Regions from separate parts of the Homo sapiens genome. Here region 1 is linked to region 2. The links are chromatin loops, found by intact Hi-C in ENCODE. Cell type or tissue: ascending aorta. All regions are shown on one strand.

Region 1 (8,000 bases), 130 kb after region 2:
ATCACCTAACATACTACCTTGGTGTATATCATTGTGTTTCCCAAAGTCTAGGATATGTGTTTCTGTTGATGTAAGACACAACTGTAAGTAATATTGAATCACATAATTGAGGAAGTTATTCCCTCCTTTCTTGCTTTATAAATTATTCTGATGACATCAAGCCCAAAGTCTCAGTTTGATGTTAATATTTTTTAACCTCTCTCATAACACTTACAAATCTTGATTTTTTTAAACTGAGAACTGACCTTACACTCTGTCTTTTCAGATGACTCTATCTGGCTAGAATTTAAAAACAATTTTTATTGTATTTATTTTTATAATTTTCTTCTTTTTTGACAATTCATAGAAAACTGGTTTTCCATGTGTTACAGTGTAAAGTTCCCTATCAAAATAAAGTTAGTTAACTAAAAGCAAATCAGTTTAAAGAAAATACTAAGTGGGCCGGGTGCAGTGGCTCATGCCTATAATCCCAGTACTTTAGGAGGCCAGGCATGCGGATCGCTTGAAGTCAGGAGTTCGAGACCAGCCTGGCTGACATGATGAAACCCCGTCTCCACTAAAAATATAAAAATTAGCCAGGCCTGGTGGCACATGCATGTAGTCCCAGCTACTCAGAAGGCTAAAACAAGAGAATTGTTTGAACTCGGGAGGCGGAGGTTGCAGTGAGCCGACATTGCGCCACTGCACTGCAACCTGGGTCACAGAGCAAGATTCTGTCTCAATAAATAAATAAATAAATAAATAAATAAATAAATAATAGTACACATAAAACAGATAAGAAAATCTGAAGGGGTACTAAAAGGACTGAGTTTTAGAAAACACTATTCTAATTTTCCCTCAATTATTTGGAGAGCTTTAAAAAAAAATCAGGATACCTAAGCCTCACCTCAGACCAACTGAGTTCATCTCGAAGTCTGTATTTTCTATTGCTCTTTAAGAACTCTCAGGTGATTCTGATTTTTTTAAAAGCCAGTTTAGGAATCTCTGAATGAGAAAAATCTGATTTTGTTTTTAAATTCTTTTAAATTCATTCAACAAACATTTGTTGAATATTTGTTCTGTGTAATGTCCTGTGTCCTGGATGCCAAGGATATGATGGAAAATAATACAGATACTGTGTTCACTGAGTTTTTGCCTGCTTATGAGCTTTACTCCTATGCTAATCACAACCTGAAAGATATAAAAGTGTCATAATTTTGTGAACATTTTTTGGTTATGATTCTGACATTGAGTTTACTGCAGAGAGAAACCTGAAGCTAGCCTTATTTTCCCTCTAATACAAGAGGAATTCATGTTTAAAGATCTAGATAATCCATAAATCTTCTTTATACTGGAAATATAGTAACGTCACCAGAAAAAAATGCCATGGTATTGACCATTCTCTGTAAGGTTCAGATGGTATTTGAATCCTAGTTCTGCTGATCCCGAGGACCTCATGACTTATTATGTCATTTAACCTCACTGAGCCTCAGCTCTTTAAAGTCTGTAAAATATGTATGGTATCAACTATGCAGGATTTTTGTGAAGCTTAAAGGAGGTAACGTATGTAAAGCATACAGGGGACAGTAAGCACTTTTTAAAGGGTCATTAAAGTGGCAGTTTTACAGAGGTTAGGTTCCAAAGTCGCCCCATAAAGCAAGCACCAGGTTTGGTAAAAATACTCTTGAAAAATCCCATAAATCACCCATAAGATTTGTTTGTTTTTATTAACTCTATATAGAATAATATATACATATAAATATATAGGATATAAAGAATAATGTAGAATATAAACTATGCAAACAATATGAGGGGCCATTTGTGAAAAATATACTTCCTTAAACCTTAGTAACTTATTCAACATCCCACGATGCTCAGAGATGAGATCCACCCAGACCATTGGTCTGAAGAAAGAGCAGATTAACTCCCCTCCCCCATCTCATACTCCCTGGGACCTCTGACCCATTATTTAAATTTGCTTCTTTCCTTTTTTCATATTATTCTAAGCATATATAGTTGAATTCACATATTAAATGCATATGTGATACAATTCAGTACATAATTGTATTCCTAGATTAGAGGCAAAATAAATACTAAATAGAATGTAAAATAGGTGGAAGTCAGGTACCATAATTTGATGTTCAACTACAGTGATTTTAAATGAACTGCACATTTGTTCTCTTTTCCCTCTCTATGATTAGTTTTCCCTTCTTTTTAGGTTTTCCTTTCCTTTCTGTTAGCCTCAGAGCTTGATGGTTTTTTAAAAAGGTCCTCTGCTTTGGCTATTGGAGAAAATAATTTATATTCCTTCCTTCAGGAAGAAAATGAATTAATGGAGTCTACAGTCCTCAAAGGCAATAACCTCTGTCCATGCCACCCGTGCCCTGCTTCCTTCCATTCTATGGCAATGCAGTTCACAACATTTGGGGGCAAAGAGGTCAGAAAGCAGTACAGAAATGGATGACAACCTTGAAAACTTGAAGGGAATAGATAGGATTCAGAGTTCTAAAAGGACAGAGCATAGTGCTGGGACATGTGGGGAGAAAACTCAACAGTTCATGTGTAGAAAGTGGAAACACAGCCAAAGTAAAGTTGCAGAAAAAAGATCTCAGGGTTTTAGTGAATAACATGAAAGTGTTACTTAAAAGTAGACCAGGCATAAGTCACCCCAAATAGTGTGTTGTTCCAGAAGAAGTAATTACGTAATTTTCTTCAGTTCAGGATAAATTCTTACTCTAATATGGTTTGAGGATCTAGTTTTTAAAAAGAATGTGATTGCCATGAAAAGGGCTCATAGCACTTCTAAGATTGGCAGGGAAGTGGGGGGAAATTATGAGGGAGAATTACATAAATGGGTTCATTGCCTAAAGAAGATTGAAAGGCAATTATAACATTCCAAACAAAATAAAATTTCTAGCTAGGGAATAGTGACCACTTGTGCTTTGCCCTCCTTATACAAGACACTGTTAGAAATCTAGATTAAAACACTAGGAGCTCAAGTTACAAAATGATTCCAGGAGGGTTGTCAAAATAGTGACAGGTTGAAGAAGGAAGCTAGAGAATTAATCGTTTTCTTTAGGACTCTTAAATGTATCCAATTATTCTTCATCACAGTGGGTACATATAAGAAAGGAGGAATGAGATGAGCTCTGTTAACTGCAGCAGTCAGGTTCTGGGATGATTTAGGGATATGGATGGGTGGATAGAAGTGAGGTGAACAAAGGAATATCCTAGGAAAAGGTGTGGATGTGATTACGAATATGGGATGTCCAAGGGACAAGGATGAGACCCAATTACAGGGCTCTGATGCTTCCTTCTTCCCACTTTGTTTCTCTGCCTGCTTGTTTCCTTCTCTCCTTTCTGATAGCACTGAGCAATTGGGCTGAAAGTGTTATAAAATCTGGGCTGGAGTGACTCATTGGAGGCCATATTCAGACTGGTAAACAGATGAAGTCATTGGTAAAAAGAGGAGAAAGGGCCAGACATGCAGAGAGAAGGCGTTTAAGAGACCAGGTGGCCCCTAAGCAAGACAGACAAAGAGAGAAACAGAAAAACAAAGCACATTTTTCGAGGTTCCTAACAGCTTGCCAAGTCCCTGTTCTATTTCATATGCTCCATTTCAGTCTCGATGATCTGTAATATTTTTCTGTACTTCAGTAATCCTTTTGGGTTTTTTTTTTAAGTAAGTTTAGGAAGGTTTCTGTTCTTAAAATCTAAAGAGCCCAGACTAGAATATTACTTCACCTCCCTGCTTTCTTCTTTTTCTCCATTCTTATTTCTGAAAGCTTGGCATCTTTTTATTCTATAGAGTCTTATTTCTGCTTCTTTTCTCAGATACTCTCTTCTCTTGCTCATCCCATCCTGTTTACTTTTTATCTCCTTTGTGTGTGTGTGTGTGTGTGTGTGTGTGTGTGTGTGTGTGCGCGCGCACGCCTATTCCTGCTGTCTCTCCTTGGAACCAGCAAACCTTCTTCTCTGGAGTTATTTCATCTTCATCCACTTCATATAACAATTTATTTTCTAGAATCACTACATTCAAATTCAGCTCAGCCATTGAGGAAGAGAAGATTTACGGTCTCTCCCACCCTCATGCCTGAATTCAGAACATTGCCATTGTCTTCTCCACCTCCCTAACTCATTTGTTCATCTTCTGACCAATAGCCTTTATTAGACAGAAAAATCCAATTATCCAGAATCTACTGTTCAGTAGATTCCTACCACCATCTCCCACATTCACACACATACCATTTCCTACCTCTGCATTTTAAGAGAAAGCAACAGATCTAGGAGGAGAGGTTAGGAAATCACATTCAAGTTCAAAACAGTCAAATAGTATAGAATAGATTCAACTTGGTATATTACTTCATTTGAAAAAAGACCTGGGAATTTTACTTGATGACATGATATGGACGATTACAAAGGGAAGTCTGTTTTAACATACAGAAACAGAAAGCACATGTCTTCTTTGGAATAATAAATGCCTGTGCTGGTAGATTGTGTTCAGTGAAGCAAAGCATTTGTGGAGGCCAAGTGGCCTGAGCTCACCATTATTGAGGTGTGAAGATTGGAGGCTGAGTCTTGGTATAATCTATGAAAGTGGAGAGGAGATGGGTTGAGAGCTGTCCTCAAGTATCTGAAGTGCTGTTGTGCAAAGAAAGGGAATGGGCTGACTCCCTGTCCACTCTGGGAACAGGTGGACAGTTCAGTAAAGCAGATATTAAGCTCACAGGAATGAGAAAGTTGTGCTCATTAAAGATGCTTAAGTTTTCCCAAGAAGAGTCCAGTGCAGACTGAAGAATCTTAAGAATCCTGCCCTGACAAAACATTAAACATGATGTCTTCCCTTCCTTTTCTTACAAAAGAAATGCTTGTTTATAGCATCCAGTCAAATAATACTATATTTACGGTTCCATATCTCAGGGTAACTAAGGTTGCTAGTTTGGTGTATGTCTTTCCATACCTTTCTCTGTATCTATGAATACATATATTAACATTAATGAATGAACAGATATGACTTTGTTTTGTTTACAAAACTGAGATCACACTAGACATATTACTCAGTAATATACACATCCCTCCAGGCCAATTTACCTTCCTTGAAAGAGCTGCAGATATTCTAAAGCATAGATAAGCTATGACATTAAATCATTTCTCCATTGATAGATATTCACATTGTTTCTAAATTTTGCTATAACTAACAATGCTACAATACGTGTTCTCAGACATACAGCCATACCTTGTTTTATTACATTTCGCTTTATTGTGCTTCACAGATAGTATGTTTTTTACAAGTTAAAGGTTTGTAGCAACACTGCAACAAGCAAATCTATTAGCACCATTTTTCGAGCAGCATGTGCTCATTTCATGTCTCTGTGCCACATTTTGGTAATTCTTGTAATATTTCAAATGTTTTCATTATTATCCTTGTTATAGAGATCTGTGATCATTAATCTCTGATGTTAATGTTGGAATTCTTATGGGGTGTTTTGGGTTTCTCATTTTAAATCAAAAGCTAGAAATGATTAAGCTTAGTGAGGAAGACATGTCGAAAGCCAACACAGGCCCAACACTGGGCCTCTTGTGCCAAAGAGTTAGCCAGGTTGTGAATGCAAAGGAAAAGTTCTTGGAGGAAATTAAAAATGCTACTTCAGAGAGCACACAAATGATAAGAATGCAAAATAACCTTCTTGCTGACATAGAGAAGGTTTGAGTGGTATGGATAGAAGATCAAACCAGCCACAACATTTCCTTAAGCCGAAGTCTAACCTAGAGCAAGGCTCTCTCTTTTGTTCTATGAAGGCTGACAGAGGGGAGGAAGCTGCAGAATAAAAAATTTGGAAGCTAGCAAAGGTTGGTTCATGAGGTGTAAGAAGCCATCTCCATAAAATAAAAGTACAACATGAAGCAGCAAGTGCTGATGTAGAAGCTGCAGAAAGCTATCCAGAAGATCTAGCTAAGATCATGGGTGGCGGTGGCTACACTAAACAACAGAGCTTCAGTGTAGACAAGAGAGCCTTATGTTGGAAGAAGATCCAATCTAGGACTTTCATAGCTGGAGAGAAGTCAATAGCTATCTTCAAAGCTTCAAAGGATAAGCTGACCCTTTCAGTAGGGGCTAATGCAGCTGGTGACTTTAAGTTGAAGCTAATGTTCACTTACCATTCTGAAAGTCCTGGGGCCCTTAAGAATTACACTAAATCTATTCTGCCTGTGCTCTAAATGGAACAGCAAAGCCTGAATAGAGCACATCTGTTTACAGCATGGTTTACTGTATATTTTAAACCCACTGTTGAGACCTACTGCCTAGAAAACTAGATTTATTTCAAAATATTACTGCTCATTGACAATGCACCTAGTCACCCAAGAGCTCTGATGGAGAAGTACAAGGAGATTAATGTTTTCCGGCCTGCTAACAACATCCATTCTGCAGCCCACAGATTAAGGAGTCATTTTTGAGAAATATTATTTGAGAAATACGTTTTGAAAGGCTATCGCTACCAAAAAATAGTTCCTCTGATGGATCTGAACAAAGTAAATTGAACATCTTCTGGGACGCACTCACCATTCATTCTAGGTGCCATTAAGAACATTCATGATTTAAGGAAGGAGGTCAAAATATCAACATTAATAGGAGTTTGGAAACACTTGATTCCAACTCTCGTAGATGACTTTGAGGGGCTCAAGACTTCAGTGGAGGAAGTCACTGCAGTTGTGGTGGAAATAGAAAAAAAAAAAAACTAGAACTAAAAATGGAGCCTGAAGATGGGTCTTAATTGCTGCAGCCTCATGGTAAAATTTTAACAGATGAGGAATTGCTTCTTATGGATAAGCAAAGAGTGGTTTATTGAGGTGGGATCTACTCTGATGAAGATGCTGTGAATCTTGTTGAAATGACAACAAAGGATTTAGAATATCACGTCAATATTAATAAAGCTGTGTTAATAAAGTTAATAAAGCAGCAACAGTGCTTGAGCGGATTGTCTCTAATTTTGAAAGAAGTTCTGTGGATAAAGTGCTGTCAAACACCATAATATGCTACAGAGAAATCTTTCATGAAAGGAAGAGTCGATCGATATGGCAAACTTCATTGTTGTCTTTTAAAAATTGCAACAGCCAGCCAGGCGCGGTGGCTCATGCCTGTAATCCCAGCACTTTGGGAGTCCAAGGTGGGTGGATCACAAGTTCAGGAGTTCAAGACCAGCCTGGCCAAGATGGTGAAACCCCATCTCTACTAAAAATACAAAAATTACCCAGGCGTGGTGGCACGTGCCTGTAATCCCAGCTGCTCGGGAGGCTGAGGCAGAAAATTGCTTAAACCCGGGAGGCAGAGGTTGCAGTGAGTCAAGATCATGCCACTATACTCCATCCTGGATGACAGAGCAAGATTCCATCTCAAAAAATAATAATAAATAAATAAATAATAAAATAAAATAAATTGCAACAGCCACCTCAACCTTCAGCAACTACCACCCTGATCAATCAGCATCCATCAACATTGAGTCAAGACCATCTACCCGCAAAAAGATTATGATTCACAGAAGGCTCAGATGATCATTAGTATTATTTAGCAAAAAGTATTTTTTACTTCAGGCATGTACCTTGTTGTTTTAAACATAATGCTATTGTACACTTAATAGACTACAGTATAGTATAAGCATAACTTTATATACACTGGGAAACCAAAAAAATTTGTCCAACTTTATTGCAATATTCACTTTATTGTGGTGTTCTGGAACTGAACTTGCAGTATCTCTGGGACATGCCTGTATATTGTTATTTACGGATGTTTTTATAGGATGGATTTCATTAAAGTAAGGTTTACTAAGTTAAAAGATGTATATGTTATTTTAACAGCTACTTCCAGATTACCTTCTGAAAATCTTGTTGTAGTTTATGCTTCCATGAGTAAATGCTTGTTGTTTATTCCATCTCCAGGATAGAATGTTATATTTTTCTTTTTATACTTCCAACTGAGAGGCAGCATAGTATAGTGGTTTAGAGTTAGGACTCCCTTGGCTAGA
Region 2 (8,000 bases):
TGGAAGTATCCAATGCATTCTAGAGAGAGCAGGGAAAGCAAATTTGGGAAATAAGACTCTGGATGCGAGAAAAGGGGGCGTGAAACTGGGACTAGAGCATGAAATTTGTGGTGACTTCCTCAGTCAGATTGTTACTCCTTAAGCTCCAAGAACCATTGGGTGTTTGTGTGGGTCATTCAGGAAGGTCTGAGAATATCACCTCTGCCTCAGTTAGTCATAAAGAATCTCATCATTTGGACCCAGCCGAGGACACAGCTTTTGTCTGTTCACAATAAAAACAGAATTACCCCATTGATTTGAATGACAGACACATGCAGCTGCTCCTCCCTTTCATTCCAGCATGGTTAAGTGGGGCCACTTGGAGCACTAACTCATCTTCGAATTTGGGCTTAGCTCTGGAGAAGTTGTTATTGCAATTATAATTTGTTATTAATAAAATGTATTAACGGGATTATGATAATAGCCAGCATTTATTAAGTGGGGATTCTGCACCAGGCACTGTGCTAAGCATTTGTACATCCCTTTCACTCTCATAGCACCCTTATTAAGTAGGTAATTGTAATATTTCCATTTTATGGGTGAGTGAATAAAGCTCAGTCTTTTAACATAAGTGCCTAAGGTCCTACAGCCAATAAGAGGCAGAGGCAGGCGGCCTGACCCCACAGCCTGTATCTTCCCATCACCCTCAGCATGAACTGTATTTACTGATGGTGATTTCCCCATCCAAGGGCATCTTCTGTGCTCCAGTCTCCACTTAAAAGGTTATAAAGGGGCCCTATTCTTTTTCTAGTTTTATTGTATATTTGACAGTTAAAATTGTGTATATTTAAGGTATACAACTTGATTTGATGTATGTGTCATAAAATATTAGCCACAGTCAAATTAACATATATATCACCTCACATAGTTGCCTCTTTTTCTGTGTATATATGGCAAGAACACTTAATATCTGCCCTTTTAGCAAATTTCAAGTCTACAATACAATAATGTTAACTATAGTCACATTGCTGTACATCAGATCTTCAGAAATTATTCATTTTGTATAACTGAAGCTTTGTACCCCTTAACCAACATGTTCTCCTTCCCCACCCCCTCAGGCCCTGGTAACTGCTATCCTACTCTGTTTTTATGTTTAGCTATTTTAGATTCCACATATAAGTGAGATCATGCAATATTTGTCATTCTGCATCTGACTTATTTCACTTTGCATAATGTCCTCCAGGTTCATCCATGTTGTTGTAAATGCCAGGATTTCCTTCCTTTTAAAGGCTGAATGATATCCCAGTGTATACACACATATATATACATGTGTGTATATGTGTGTGTGTGTGTGTGTGTGTGTGTGTATGTACACATACCCCACATTTTCTTCATCCATTCATCTGTTGACAGACATTTAGGTTGCTTCCATATCTGGCTATTGGGAATGGTGTTGCAATGAGCATGAGAATGTGGATCTCTCTTGGAGATCCTGATTTCACTTCCTTGGAGAGCCCCCCTATTTTGAACCCCTAGTCATTCCTACCCCATCCAAGCACAGCTGATTAGACCGAAGGGCAGGAGTACAGAAAGGTAACCAATCGATAGATGGGCTTATGACTTTTTATGTGACCTAGTCCACCCCCCCACCCCCCAAAAAAAATTAGCTGAGTCTATCAGATTTCTTCTCTTGGGAGTTGAGACCAGAAAAAAATACCATCAGGGTATTTAGCTCTGAGAACTTAAGGTGAAATGAGACTATGAGAGCAAGTCTGAGCTGTGAAGTAATGAGGCAGCAGTGGCTATGAGGAAGCAGAGAAAATTAATTTGGTAGAGACAGCATTAGAGAGTGCCCTCCAAGAAGAAGGGTCTTGAGGAGGAAAAGAAATAGCCAGCAGCCTGGGATGCCCCTAACCTTGATGCCATTCTGGTACCAGTACCCGGGGATCCTTACAATACACAGTTGTGAGGATGAAGTGAGATAATTTATATAAATTACCCACCAGAATGCTTGATCCATAGATAGGTAATCAGTACAAGTCAGTAATATTATGTTTATTATTATTATCTTTTATTTATATTTATCTTTTATTTGGAAATTACAGAAAATCCTCTCATTTCCAATTATCAAGATGCATGGACCTAGAGCTATAAAAATCCATATTATTTCTTTCATGATTGAATTGACTTCCTTAATTGTTATAATAATTCAAATTTCAGCTTATGATTATCGTCTTAGGTTTTTTTTCAGATCGATTCCACACCCACTAATGAACTATCGTGTTGAGCAATGGGAGAGCAATTCCCATAATCTGTTTCCCTGCAATCCCTCTTCTGATGCTAATGAGAAGTACCATGGAGACATCAGCCGTTAGTATACATGGGCTGGTATAAATCATGGACTATGGATCATTGTGCATCTTTGTTGTAAAACAAATGGCCTGTGGTCAGTTAATCATACAAAGAAACATCTCCAGGGCCTCCTGGCTTTACTCATAACCCCTAAATTCGTTTGCAGTTTTATAAACAGAACATCTGTTAAAATATGCAGAAATTACAATCATAGTCATTAGCAGAGAGCTATATAGCTTTGGCAGATTTTTTCCTAAGCTTTTGATGGTGATCTCCTCTATCTGTGATTCATGCTTCATTCCCAGTCTTGCTGAATCTCTTTTGTTCACCTCTGTTCTTTTGGGTTGCAGCACTTTTAACCCAAAACTCATGAGTGGACATGTGTTGTCTCAGGCTAGATTGGCACCATGCCATTGTGCAGCATGGCAGAGTGACTGTAGCCTGTCGATACCTCCTTACAAAACTGTATATTTTGGGTGTGCAATATGCATATCTTCCAGCAGCCAGAAGCTGAGAAACCCTAATTGGTTTCACACCTCTTTTACTGACCTTGGACTCTTACAGCACTGGCATTTAACCAAAAGTAAATAGAGCTCCCCACTATCACCAGCAGCAGCCCAAATCTTTCATATTCATTCTCTTTCTGTCTTTCTGTTAAAATTTGTACTGTGTTAACAATTTAAATTAGGCTAGTGCAAATAACATCTAAGTCAAAGACAAGGAGAAATATGTTCATCGCTAGAAAACAAGATTTGCTCTAAGAACCTAGGTTGGCCTCCTCATTGTTTAGTGAAGAAATCATAACTCCATCTAAGAACTGGGGAGTAAGTAAACTTTCTTTGGCCATTGCTTTGTTCTGGCTGCCCCGGAATGGGAATCAGAGGATATTTTCTACAGAAATTAAAAAGTCACCTCGGAGTATTCAGTGTATCTGTCACCTATTTTTATATATATGGTTTTATAAATTCTCAAAGTCACTCTGGTTGAGCCTGACTAGATCCCTTTAAACAGGCTCACAAGGAAAAAGAAGACAGAAGTGAAGTGGCTAAGATAGCAAATTCTGAGGTCAGACAGACATGGACCTGATTCCCAGATCTACTATTTGTTAGCTGTATACCCTGGAGAAAGTTAATTCCTGAAGCTACAATTCCCTTCTATAATATTAGTGCCTACCTCATCAAGTTATTGATAGGATTCAAAGAGATAATCCAAGCAAAGCATCTCGCTATGTGCCTAGAGCATTCTTAAGTGCTGAGTCAATATTAGTTGCTACTGTTGATAATTTTGTTTGTTCTCAGTGTTAATGCACTGTTAGATTATGTTAGGTGTTGATTTTATCATTGGTAAAACATTCTTTTTGTAAAGTACTTATAATATTTAAATGATAGCATTCATTTGTCTAAGAATAATTTAAGCTCCTGCTCTAGGCTCAGTATGCTGGTGAGTGCTGTATGGTGTGTGAAGATTTATCTTCTGCATATGCCTATCAATGGGTATAAATCATCTTAGAATGTATTACAGAGAAAATCCAAACCAAGTACTGTGGAAGCTGTGGATTAGAGAAATAAATTACCAGCTGGGGAAGCCTTCATCAGGGGAAGGTTAAGGAAGTCAGGGTTAAGGCAGGCTTGACAGATCTCCAGTGATACGTGAGAGGAGAGAAGAGGGTAAGTCTCCTTGGAAGATGAAAAACAAAATGAGGCAACCGAGTGAAAGAAATTGGGATAAAGTAGACAAGGAAAGGGCCAATTTGCCTTCTGGGTGAATGAAAAAGAATTAGAGGGTAAAAGCCAATTAGAGGCTCAAAACCAGACTCACCAAGTCCCCAAAGATACTAGGGATAAAAATGGAAAGCTCCTGAGGAGGAGACTAAAAATAAGACAAATGCCTGTCTCGGATGGAGTAGTTATGGGAAGGGAGACTCTGAAAGGAGATTGACGGTTTGTTTGTCTATTTCTCAGCCTGTACCTGAGACAAGCTCCAGTTTTCTGCCGTATTCATGGCACTTACTGGCACTTGTGGCTGCACAGCTCCCTGCCAACCTCTGAACTCCAGGAGCTAAGCCAGCTGTCTTTAGGCAGCCGCTTTCTTGCTTTCAAAAGGAAAATTGCAGTTGTGCGTTGGAGTCCTGAGCCCCAATTAACATGTCAGGCTCTGAAACAAACAAATACAGATAACAAAGAGGGAGATAATGTTTTAAAATTAGGTTCTCAGGAGTCCCCCATTAATTTGGAGCTCACCAGACAGTTACTGCATGTTCAATAAATACCATTTGATGACAATAATGTGCTTAGCTGCTGGTAGTCGGAGATGCCCAGTAGATAGGTCTCTTTAAGCACGAGGTTACAAATATACCTTGTTATATCATATTCAGCACAGATGCAGAGTCTTTCAGCTTTACAGCTTTTGTGAGTATTAATCCCTCCAGAGGCCAGAAAGATGGGTGTTATCATCCTCCTGCTAAAAATAAAAGAAAGCAGGCAAGTTGGTTTGAAAAATCCAGATGGTGAGTTCAGGATACATGGACTCACTGTATAATGTTCAGTACACACAAAACCACTGCATAATCAAATATGCTATGTAAATACCCAGAGGTTGTTTAGCAGGGTAGCTTGTGGAAATGAAAAAATTAGCAATAGTGGCATGGATTTTTTAAAAAGCAATTATTTGCTTTATGTGATGACAAGAATCCACAGATGGTGCATCCTTAAGTTCTTGAGTGTCTTGAAAGCTAAAGCATGATTGTAGTCACACTACAAATAATAGCTGAAAAGGGGTATGTAAGAGCCCTTTATTCTGTTGATTTCAGTGGAACAGTGCCTGTTATTGTATGGATCATGGTGGAGCACTTTCATGCTGTGAGAACACAGTGGGAACGTTGAGAGCTAACAAAGGGTCAACTCCCAAAACTTTTGGAAGAGTTTAGCTGATTTACTACTTCCACCTTAAAAGGTGGAGAACTTATGGGATGGAGTTACAGGCTGGTGAAATCAAGCTGATTCTTCTCATTGCCAATGGTGGTATATTAAGTCACTCTCACTACTATAAAAGTTCAGAGTGGACCTTAATTAGTAGCAATAATCACAAGGTGATGGTACTCACTAAGAATCAATGGCCTAACTAAGAAAAAACATGTGCTTCCTGGCCAGACTTAGAAGCTACAAAACAAATAATGGTTTTTGGCAGTGGTAACTGGGAACAGAGACTTCCTAAATTTGGCTTGATTAGTTTCCTTTTCTACCCTAGGTTTGTAAATAGGACTTCCCAAATTGTACATTTGTTCATTCAGCAAATCCTTATTAATCATCAATTATGAGCCAGGTCCTCTGCTAGGTATTTGTTGGAGAAATAGTATATTCTGTGGCTTATCTTTAGCTCAGAGATTTTGCCTTATTTGCCTTACCTTTCCCCAGGGCCCTTGGCACAGTATATGGCACATTGTGGGCACTCTGAGTGTAAATTAAAAGAAGAAGAATGTTTGCCATTTGTAGCTACTAGAGCAGTCAGATGCCACGGAAGTGGTGTTCTATCTCATAATAACTTAAACTTATCACTTGGTAAAAAGTGCATTGCACATAGGCCAGGTGGGTGGTTTTAAGTTCTGCTCACTCTGTCCTTTGTGATGACTTCTGTTTGTGATGACTCGAGGAACAGATATGTATACACTTGGACGTATGGGAGCATACGTGGACCTATCATGAAGATTCTCATTGGTTTTTTTCATTGCCCAATTGGATAAGAACAAGATGCTTCTGCATTTTAAAATCCTCCTCAGATGTCATATCATTGCAATGACATTTTTATATGGGTGTTTTCTGTTGGTGTACCATTGTTTGAGTCAGCAGCAAAACACACTGAATGCCTACAGTGGAAGAGGTGAAACAGAGATGCTTATTAGGCAGTAACTAGGCAGCTGAGTTCAATAGTGACAAAACGTAGGGATAGTCTATATGCAGGCATGTTTATACCCAGTTGAGCATAGATAAAAATGTGCATAGATAAAAATGATAGTCACTAATGATGACAAAGAATTTTTATCATGTGCCAGATACTACGCTGGTCATTTTATGTGCGTTATTCCATCGAATCTTCTGTTTTTTAGTCATGCAAATTGACTTTTTCAGCTTTGAGATGTAATTGACAAAACAGTTTGTATTTAAGTTGCACAACCTGACGTTTTGATATACTATACCTAGTGAAATGAGTCCACAATCAAGCTAATTATCTATCACCTCACATGCTTATGTTTTGTGGTTTTTTCTGTTTTGTTTTATGCATATGTGATGAGAATAACATCTACTCTTAGCAAATTTCAAGTATATAACACATTACTAACTGTAGTCACCATGTTGTATATTAGGTCTCTGGAATTTATTAGGCCAACAGCTCCCCAATACCTCACTCCTCAACCCCTGGTAATCACCCTTCTACTCTGTTTCTATGAGTTCAACTTTTTTAGATTTCCCATATAAGTGAGATCATGCAGTATTGTCTTTCTGTGTGTGGTTCATTTCATTTGGCGTAATGTATTAGGTTCTTCCATGTGGTCACAAATGGGAGGGTTTCCTTTTTTAAGGCTGAATAATATTTGTTTTGCATGTATACCACATTTTCTTTATTAATTAATCTGTTGATAGACACTTAAGTTGTTTCTATATCTTATCTATTGTGAATAATGCTGCAATTAATATGGAAGTTTACATGTCTCTTCAAGATAGTGATTTTATTTCCTTTGGATATATAGTCAGAAGTGGGAGCCTATCTAATCTCCTTAACAGTCCTTATGAGGTGGGTACTTTCACCAGCCCCATTTTATAGATAAAGAAACTGATAACCTGCTTATGACCATTGCAACTAAGAACCCATTTTCTTAATCACTACACTAAATTACTATGTAAGTATTTAATATAATGTGATTAAGAAATTATTTCTCCTTTGCCCCCATATTTTCATTTTGCACAAAAAAAATAGGGGGCAGGAGGAAGACACCACTATTCATTGTCTTGATTTTCCTGTTTTAGAAATTAGTCCAGTCCCATTTGATTGCCTCCCAGTGGAACCAATAAATTGGATGAGTCAGTGGTTCTGGAAAAATTCTTAAAATAAAACTGCACCATATTAATATGATTAGTCATATCACTAAAATAGAGACAATTCATAAGGGCTGTTTTCAAAACCCTAAGTAAAAACATAAAGCAATAGGATGTGCAAACAGTTGGTAATGGCATTTGGTATTGAAGGAAATCATTTGTGCAGTTACCTTTGATTCAAGCAAATATCAGCTCTTTTTTCCATGTTTTTCTGGGCTTACTCAACTGTAGAATTATTGGAGTTATATGCGCATTTCTGAGAAGCTCTGTACTTGTCTATTTAGTCAGAACTAAAAAGGAAGTGGGCATTCATAGCAACCCATTTTATTTATAGCTCTGCTGTGGCAGTTTATTGTAAGTACAGTCACTTGTTAGCATAAGTTAAAAGCTATTACACTTTGATTGCAACTATCATTAGGTAAAGTTATCTGAATAAGCTTGGGTCTCCACTGACAAATGAAAGATGTAAATTTCTCACACACTTTTAATGAGTAATTAGTGCAAACCTACCATTTGCTCTGCAAAGTTCAAGGTTATTTTATTTACTAACATGACTAAATAAAAGATCAATTTCAGTTC

The links. Hi-C counts contacts between places; a loop is a spot of excess contacts. Peaks named below come from ENCODE experiments on the same cell type or tissue, not always from the same donor. Only the 100,000 strongest peaks of a DNase experiment are listed, where the experiment ranks them.
Region 1: it touches region 2 in a loop (2.6-fold over the local background); 3 of 110 quality-filtered maps call a loop at or near these places.

What each region holds. Positions count from the first base shown.
Region 1 is chr5:146,663,234-146,671,233 of GRCh38, reverse strand. The region is part of intron 5 of PPP2R2B (protein phosphatase 2 regulatory subunit Bbeta); the gene reads left to right. Among named protein-coding and RNA genes, the nearest start is that of PPP2R2B-AS2, 100 kb to the right of the region's middle. In ascending aorta, no CTCF peak of the experiment used is centred here; a DNase peak (open chromatin) is centred at 3,424; H3K27ac peaks cover 4,549 bases.
Region 2 is chr5:146,794,264-146,802,263 of GRCh38, reverse strand. The region is part of intron 2 of PPP2R2B (protein phosphatase 2 regulatory subunit Bbeta); the gene reads left to right. Among named protein-coding and RNA genes, the nearest start is that of PPP2R2B, 80 kb to the left of the region's middle. RefSeq lists an enhancer at 4,773-5,567. In ascending aorta, no CTCF peak of the experiment used is centred here; no DNase peak of the experiment used is centred here; H3K4me3 peaks cover 1,194 bases; H3K27ac peaks cover 4,245 bases.